Regions from separate parts of the Homo sapiens genome. Here region 1 is linked to region 2. Evidence: chromatin contacts called from ENCODE Hi-C or POLR2A ChIA-PET data. All regions are on one chromosome and are shown on one strand. The core of a region is the stretch at or near the end of the contact, and the rest is flanking DNA. Distances in the headings are between cores, read along the strand shown.

What was found. Hi-C counts contacts between places; a loop is a spot of excess contacts on that map. ChIA-PET counts read pairs that join two places held with the same protein, here RNA polymerase II (POLR2A). Pooled maps may share reads with other maps.
Region 1: a loop to region 2 is called in a pooled map, with 2.5 times the contacts of the local background. The contact joins two enhancer-like sites. A Hi-C loop is called at or near these places in 5 of 50 pooled maps. POLR2A ChIA-PET finds 5 or more read pairs at or near these places in 4 of 52 experiments (PC-9, T-cell, activated CD4-positive, alpha-beta T cell and 1 more).

Annotation. Positions count from the first base shown.
Region 1 is chr15:41,956,226-41,959,557 of GRCh38, reverse strand. All of the region lies in intron 1 of EHD4 (EH domain containing 4), which reads left to right. LOC124903477 (a long non-coding RNA gene) reads right to left here. Exons shown (of 2, transcript XR_007064603.1): 2 at 2,893-3,332. Among named protein-coding and RNA genes, the nearest start is that of EHD4, 15 kb to the left of the region's middle. RefSeq lists an enhancer at 2,165-2,284. Within about 2 kb of position 1,362, at least 4 of the 41 ENCODE cell types and tissues checked have a DNase peak (open chromatin) inside an H3K27ac peak, as active enhancers do.
Region 2 is chr15:41,693,969-41,697,457 of GRCh38, reverse strand. It overlaps MGA (MAX dimerization protein MGA), which reads right to left. Exons shown (of 24, transcript NM_001400225.1): 3 at 435-1,383. Among named protein-coding and RNA genes, the nearest start is that of MIR626, 4.1 kb to the right of the region's middle. Within about 2 kb of position 1,282, at least 7 of the 41 ENCODE cell types and tissues checked have a DNase peak (open chromatin) inside an H3K27ac peak, as active enhancers do.

The DNA.
Region 1 (3,332 bases), core at 113-2,612, 260 kb before region 2:
TGAAACTTTCCAAAACTTATTTTAAAAATGTTTCAGGCAATAGCAATGAATTGAACCCCCAAACTCCATGCACAGATGCCAAGGTATGCACGAACATATTTTAAGATCTCGTTTATCATCACACAAACCATTTCTTTTTTTTTTTTTTTTTTTTTTTTTTTTGAGACAAAGTCTTGCTCTGTCACCCAGGCTGGAGTGCAGTGGCACGATCTCGGCTCACTGCAAGCTCAGCCTCCCGGGTTCACGCCATTCTCCTGCCTCAGCCTCCCGAGTAGCTGGGACTACAGGCGCCCGCCACCATGCCTGGCTAATTTTATTTTTGTATTTTTAGTAGAGACGGGGTTTCACCGTGTTAGCCAGGATGGTCTCGATCTCCTGACCTCGTGATCCGCCCACCTCGGCCTCCCAAAGTGCTGGGATTACAGGCGTGAGCCACCACGCCCAGCCCACACAAACCATTTCTTTAGATTTGGCTTGATAATTTAAAAATAATGCTCATACAACACTCAAAATATATGTGCCGTATTATTTTTAAAATCTTACATTTGTGTATTTGTTATGATTCACAGGACACGTTCCTGTAAACATTCCCAGTGGAACCCGTCGGCCTCTCAGGCTCTGATTTAGGGTGGGTGGTGTCCTCATAAGACTAGTAAGAAATCCTTCATCTTAATAAACCGCTTAACCCATTTGAGCCTTAGTTTCCTCATCTGTAAAATAGGGATAGAAATAGTACCTGCCCATAAGGTAGTTAGGATGAAATGAGACTATTCATGTAAAGACTTTAGCACATAACGAGTCCTCAAGCGTTAGGTATATTTATTTAAAGTGTAATGCTTTGCCCACTACTCCAGCATTTGTTTGAATAATGTGCCACTTAGATTTGTTTGGTTTTTATTCATTCTTAAGCTCATCGTTGAGAAGATGGTGCTTGGACATATTGAGAGTATCTCTGTTTTCAATATCTTGAGAGTTTTTTTTCTTCCCCTTGTCATAAATGACATTCACTTCTATGAAGTGAAAAAAAAAATTCTAGCCTAAGCAATGAAAAAAAGAAGACACCATCCATATATACTCTTGCATCAAAGTAGCTCTGTGAGCTTGGGCTGAATGCTGGCAACCGGGGTACCCCAGAGCCACTTGGATGAGTCTGAACTGGGGACCTCATCGGACCAGGACAAGGGGATGTCAGGTCTCCCATCCATCCCACCATCCCTTCCGCCCAGCTGCTTGGAATCCAAATGTCCATACCTTTTTATGTGGCTGGCTTGGCTCGAGAACCTTGGAGCAATCATTGCTGGAATTGGCAGGCCTCTCCGAGAACACAGGAAAGGGGGAGCAAAGTGGAGCCAAGGACAAAAATCAAGTCTCCAAAGCACAGGATGCCTGTGGAGGGGCTAATCAGCTCTGAATCACGGTGGTCTTCCTGTGTCCTCTTGTTCCTTTGAATTGTTGTTATTGCAGATAATACTAGAGTCCCTGAAACTCGTAGCTTTGGGAAAGCCTCTGAGGCACTCCCACCGTGAGAAATGTCTAACACAGTTGATCAGGCTGTCTATCCCGTGTGGCTGTGTGATTGACCCATTTATGCACATTGCACCTCAGCATCAGCTCAGACTCTTCCCTTCCAGCTTGCTGTGTGTGGATCCATCACTTCATTCTCCCTTTTTCCATGTCAGATACTTGGTGTCTTGGTTGTTCCGAGTTCCCTCACTGCACTGACATGTACCTGTTTACCCAGCAGTGTAACAGATGAATCTGAGTTTCTGCAGTCCCCCAGTGAAAAATCTTCTTCAGGGCAATCAGCTTAGAGTGTCATATGTAAAGTCAGGGATCTGCCAGGTCCTGCTTAGAGCACCAGGGAGCTGGGGGCAGTGTAGGACCCCAGGGTGATGGTGCTGTGCCTGGTGTAAGAGCAGAAGTCTGGGGCCAGGAGAAAGGGGCTGCAGGTTCTGGATCCTGCATGGCCACCCTGTGAGTTTGACCAGCAACAAGCCATGTTCCTGCACTAACCCTCAGTCTTGTCGCTTGTAAAGATAAGAGGCTGACTCAAATCATTCCTACCAGACTCCAGGTTTCTAAAGTACTGAGTATATAGACCATGCCCTGCAGGAAATGACAGCCCAAGAGAGGAGAGGAAACAGGCCCTCAAATAACACCAGCACGAGCTGTTAGAGGTCAACTCCGCAAAATCCCCATTTGAGTTTATTTTTTCTTTATTTATTTAGAGACAGGGTCTCACTCTGTCACCTAGGCTGGAGTGCAGTGACATGGTCACAGCTCACTGCAGCTTCAACCTCCCTGGGCTCAAGCGACCATCCCACCCCAGCCTCTTAAGTAGCTGGGACTACAGATGCACGCCACCACACCTGGCTAATTTTTGTATGTTTTGTAGAGACGGGGTTTCTCCATGTTGCCCAGGCTAGTCTCGAACTCCTAGGCCAAGCGATCCTCCCACTGCGGCCTCCCAAAATGCTGGAATTACAGGCACGAGCCACCGCTCCCAGCAAGACCCCCATTTTAAAGGCTTCTAACACATGGTGTCAAATTGCTTTTTAGTGAAGTTAGACCAACTTATTCCCCCACCAACATATATAAGGGTGTTTATCTCACAGGACCCTTGCCAGCATTGATGATTCCGAGTTTTCAAAAATTTGTTAATGTGCTCTGTCTTTACTGGTATTTCTTTGATGGTGAAATTGAACACTGAATGTTAACTTTGTATTATCTGTGAAAGTATCACCAAACAAATTGATAATGCAAGCAAGCTTTATAATACAGTAATTCTTCCTAATTCTAGTTCTTCCTCTGTGTCTGAGATCCAGAGATTGATTTACCAAGGTCACAGTCAAAGGGGGACACCTTTGACTTCAAATTATTTCACACTTGAAGCACACTTTAAAAATGATTTATTGTTAAAGGTCTGTCCAGTAGGGTCGCTACTTAGAAAACTCTGGCTTCGATTGCAATATAAACTTGAATGTAGGAAACATCTGCTCTTCTTTAAACAATTTTTTCATTTATATTTTTCCTTGAAACCCCTGTTATTTCAAAAGTAGTGGGATTTGCTGTACTTGTACAGGAATGAAACATCAGAAAGTAATTCAGGCACTCCTCGACAGTGATGTCTGACTTCAACACCTGTGCTGTGTGAGTGATTGTCCAGCTGGGGGACTCACTGCTTAACTACGATATCCGTATGCTCACCTCCCTGGCCCGGAATCTGAAGGGCCTCCTCCTGGCCAGGCTTGGTGAAGGTGCCGAGAAGGGGCCGTGTTGCCGCGAGCCACCCAAGGTGGAGCTCCACACCGAGCTCTTCCCCAAAAAGCACA
Region 2 (3,489 bases), core at 33-2,532:
GCAACAGAGCAAGACTCTGTCTCAAAAAAAAAAAAAAAAGAAAAGAAAAATAAAAGAAAACCAGGAGGTAAAAGAAATGGAGCGTCACCAAAGAGTTAGTAAATATTTCATGTATTTTTAGTCCTTTCCAAAATCCATAATGATGAAAATTCCAGTAAGACCCGAAGACTTTTTTTAAACACAGCTATGCAAAAATCGTAAACTGAAATCTAAGCAAGACATACTTTTTTAAGTCTATTCAAATGAAGTATCTTAAGTTATTCCTATTAACTAAACCAAACATTTTGGAGACACTTCCCTCCCAACTCCACCCCCCATACACCCTCACAAATAGATATCACAAAACTAGATTGTAAATCGAGTTACTTACAAGCCAGTATACAATTCAAGTATGACTAATTAGCCTTAAAGAATCCTGAAAATTACAATCTTACCTTTGATTCAAAGGAAACAAAGAGAACACCATCCACATCTTCCAGATCAGGCTTCACATCTGGAAAGGTACTCCCAGGGCTTACAGGTGTATTCTTTGTAGAAATTAAAGACTTTCCTGTGTTCTTAGGTGGTCGTCCTGCCTTACAGAGTTTCAATTTTCGTGGCCTTCCTCTTTTTCCAGGGACATTTGGAGAGGCATTCTGATTAGCATTCACTACCTTTGCGGCTGTTGCAATCTTAAGCATAGTTGTTCTCTTTCTGCCCAAGTCCTCTTTTCCTGAAAGTGAGTCTCCAACTGAATCCTTTGAATCGTCGAGTATTCTTTCTGTGCTAATGCTGTCAGATATATCAGGATATTTCCACTGAGGCTCTTTCAGTAAGGGATATTTTTGTACCACTCTGAGATCTGGTGAATGTTTTCTAAGACCATTTTCTGATTCCTTGCCTAAGCAGAAGGCAGTCTCATTGGAATTTTCAATGTATGTAGGCAAATATTCCAATTCTGCCAACATAGAAGATTTATCCTTTCGAGATGTGGAAAGCATGTTATCGGGGAGTTCAGAAATCTTAACTGTGCTTCTGGTGACAGCACAGGGCTCCAGATAGACTACTGGCATCTTTCCAGTGTCTAATTTGAACATTTTAGCTTTAGCAACACCTGATGGGCTGCTTGGAAGCCATTTAGAAGATAGATGGTCAGCTTCTGGGTTGTCAACTTTATTGTGCCTCTTTAGCTGTTTCTCTAGTATAGGATCATCATCACTGTTTGAGTATACATCCGTCTCTTCATCTGTCTCTTCCTGTTTCACAGTGACCCCTTCTGGGCACTCACCAAGTTCGTAGTCATAATCATCTAGAGGTTCCTCTTTAATAACAACATTGAAGCTTCCGTTCTGGTCTAACGGTGAGGCTACACGGGAGTCATCTTCAAAACTGCTGGCAATAAGACTGGAGAGAGAGAGGAGAAAGGGATTTTAAAAGTACAAAATGATCCATTAACAAGACTTGAAGAGAAAAAAAAAAAAAGATGTTAGGAATCCAAGTAACACATCAGATTTCCTGAGCCATTCCTCAAAAACACTCAAAAACTCTAAAAATCCACACGGTGATTAACAACCCTGTAAAGCGAACACACATCCATCACAACTAAGAATTGCAACACAAACCGGAAAGGGCCATTAAACTGCCAGCTGATATTTTCCTGTATGTTTTGAGATTAAATTCACATAACATAAAACATAATATTGCAGCAATTTTAGAGTATACAATTCATTGGTTTTTAGTATAGTCATGATGTTGCCAGATGATTTTCCAACTTTAAAATTGAAAAACTCACTTTCAATATAAAGAATTCACCACTAATTCTTCCAAAATAAAAGATAGGGAGTTAAAGGCAAATACGTATGACCCAGATATATTGTGTATAATTCATCCAAAAACAACATAAACATCTAGTTTCCCCCTCCTCCCAATCATCCATTGAAAGCCTAAGAACTGTACCAATGTATCTTGAGAATATGGTAGAAATAAAAAATTGGGCAGGAGCGATGGCTCACGCCTGTAATCCCACTACTTTGGGAGGCTGAGGCAGGCGGATCACAAGGTCAAGAGATTGAGACCATTCTGGCCAACATGGTGAAACCCCATCTCTACTAAAAATACAAAAATTAGCTCAGCGTGGTAGCACATGCCAGTAGTCCCAGCTACTCAAGAGGCTGAGGCAGAATAATCGCTTGAACCCGGGAGGCGGAGGTTGCAGAGAGCCGAGATTGTGCCACTGCCTCCAGCCTGGCGACAGAGCAAGACCCTGTGTCAAAAAAGAAAAAAAAAAAAAAGATTCCACATAAAGTAATGACGAATTAAAATTCTCAGACTCAGAAATTCTAAAACTGCACCTCTCATTTCCCCCCACCTCAAAATATCCATACAAGTCAACACGTTAGCAGCACAGGAAAGCAGGATGAAAACTGCTTTGAGAAAAACTATACACACCACTATATATATTCACTAACAAATAACATGTAACAAAGGATTGTGGGCATTTTTTTTTAAATAGTTCAAAGCCTATGACTGAAAACAGCATTTATAGCCAGGCATGGTGGCACACGCCTGTAGTACCAGCTATTCAGAAGACTGAGGTGCCAGGACTGCTTGTGCCCAGGAGTTCGAGGCTGCAGTGAGCTACAATTGCACCACTGAATTAAACCCTGGAGCCGGGCGCAGTGGCTCACGCCTGTAATCCCAGTGCTTTGGGAGGCCGAGGCAGGTGGATCACGAGGTCAGGAGATCAAGACCATCCTGGCTAACACGGTGCTAAAAATACAAAAAATCAGCTGGGCGTGGTGGCGGGCGCCTGTAGTCCCAGCTACTCGGGAGGCTGAGGCAGGAGAATGGTGTGAACCTGGGAGGCGGAGCTTGCAGTGAGCCGAGATCGTGCCACTGCACTCCAGCCTGGGCAACTGAGCAAGACTCCGTCTCAAAAAAAAAAAAGAAAAAAAGCCTGGGCAACAGAGCAGGATGCCTCCTCTAAAATAAATAAACAAAAAATTTAAAATTTCAAAAATAAGAAAACAGCATTTACACAACTAAAATATTTTCTTCTGATCAGTCACTTTTTTTTTCCCTGAGATGGGGTCTTGCTCTGTCACCCAGGCTGGAGTACAGTGGCAACCTCCACCTCCAAGGTTCAAACAATTCTCCTGCCTTGGCCTCCCGAACAGCTGTGATTATAGGCATGCACCAACACGCCCGGCTAATTTTTGTATTTTTAGTAGAGATAGGGTTTTACCATGTTGGCCAGGCTGGTCTCGAACTCCTAACCTCGTGATCCGCCCACCTCAGCCTCCCAAAGTGTTGGGATTACAGGTGTGAGCCACCACGCCCGGCCCAGTCACTTTTTAAAAAGTTAGGTAGGTAGGTTTCCATTAATAGTGTGAAATAGCTCAGAGCAGACTGACCCTCCTCCACTTAGAACTAGAAAAGTTACACTAAACAGTTTTTTCCCCCCAGAATATTTCTTAAAATCTAAGAAATATTTTCTTAGATTTCTTGCAG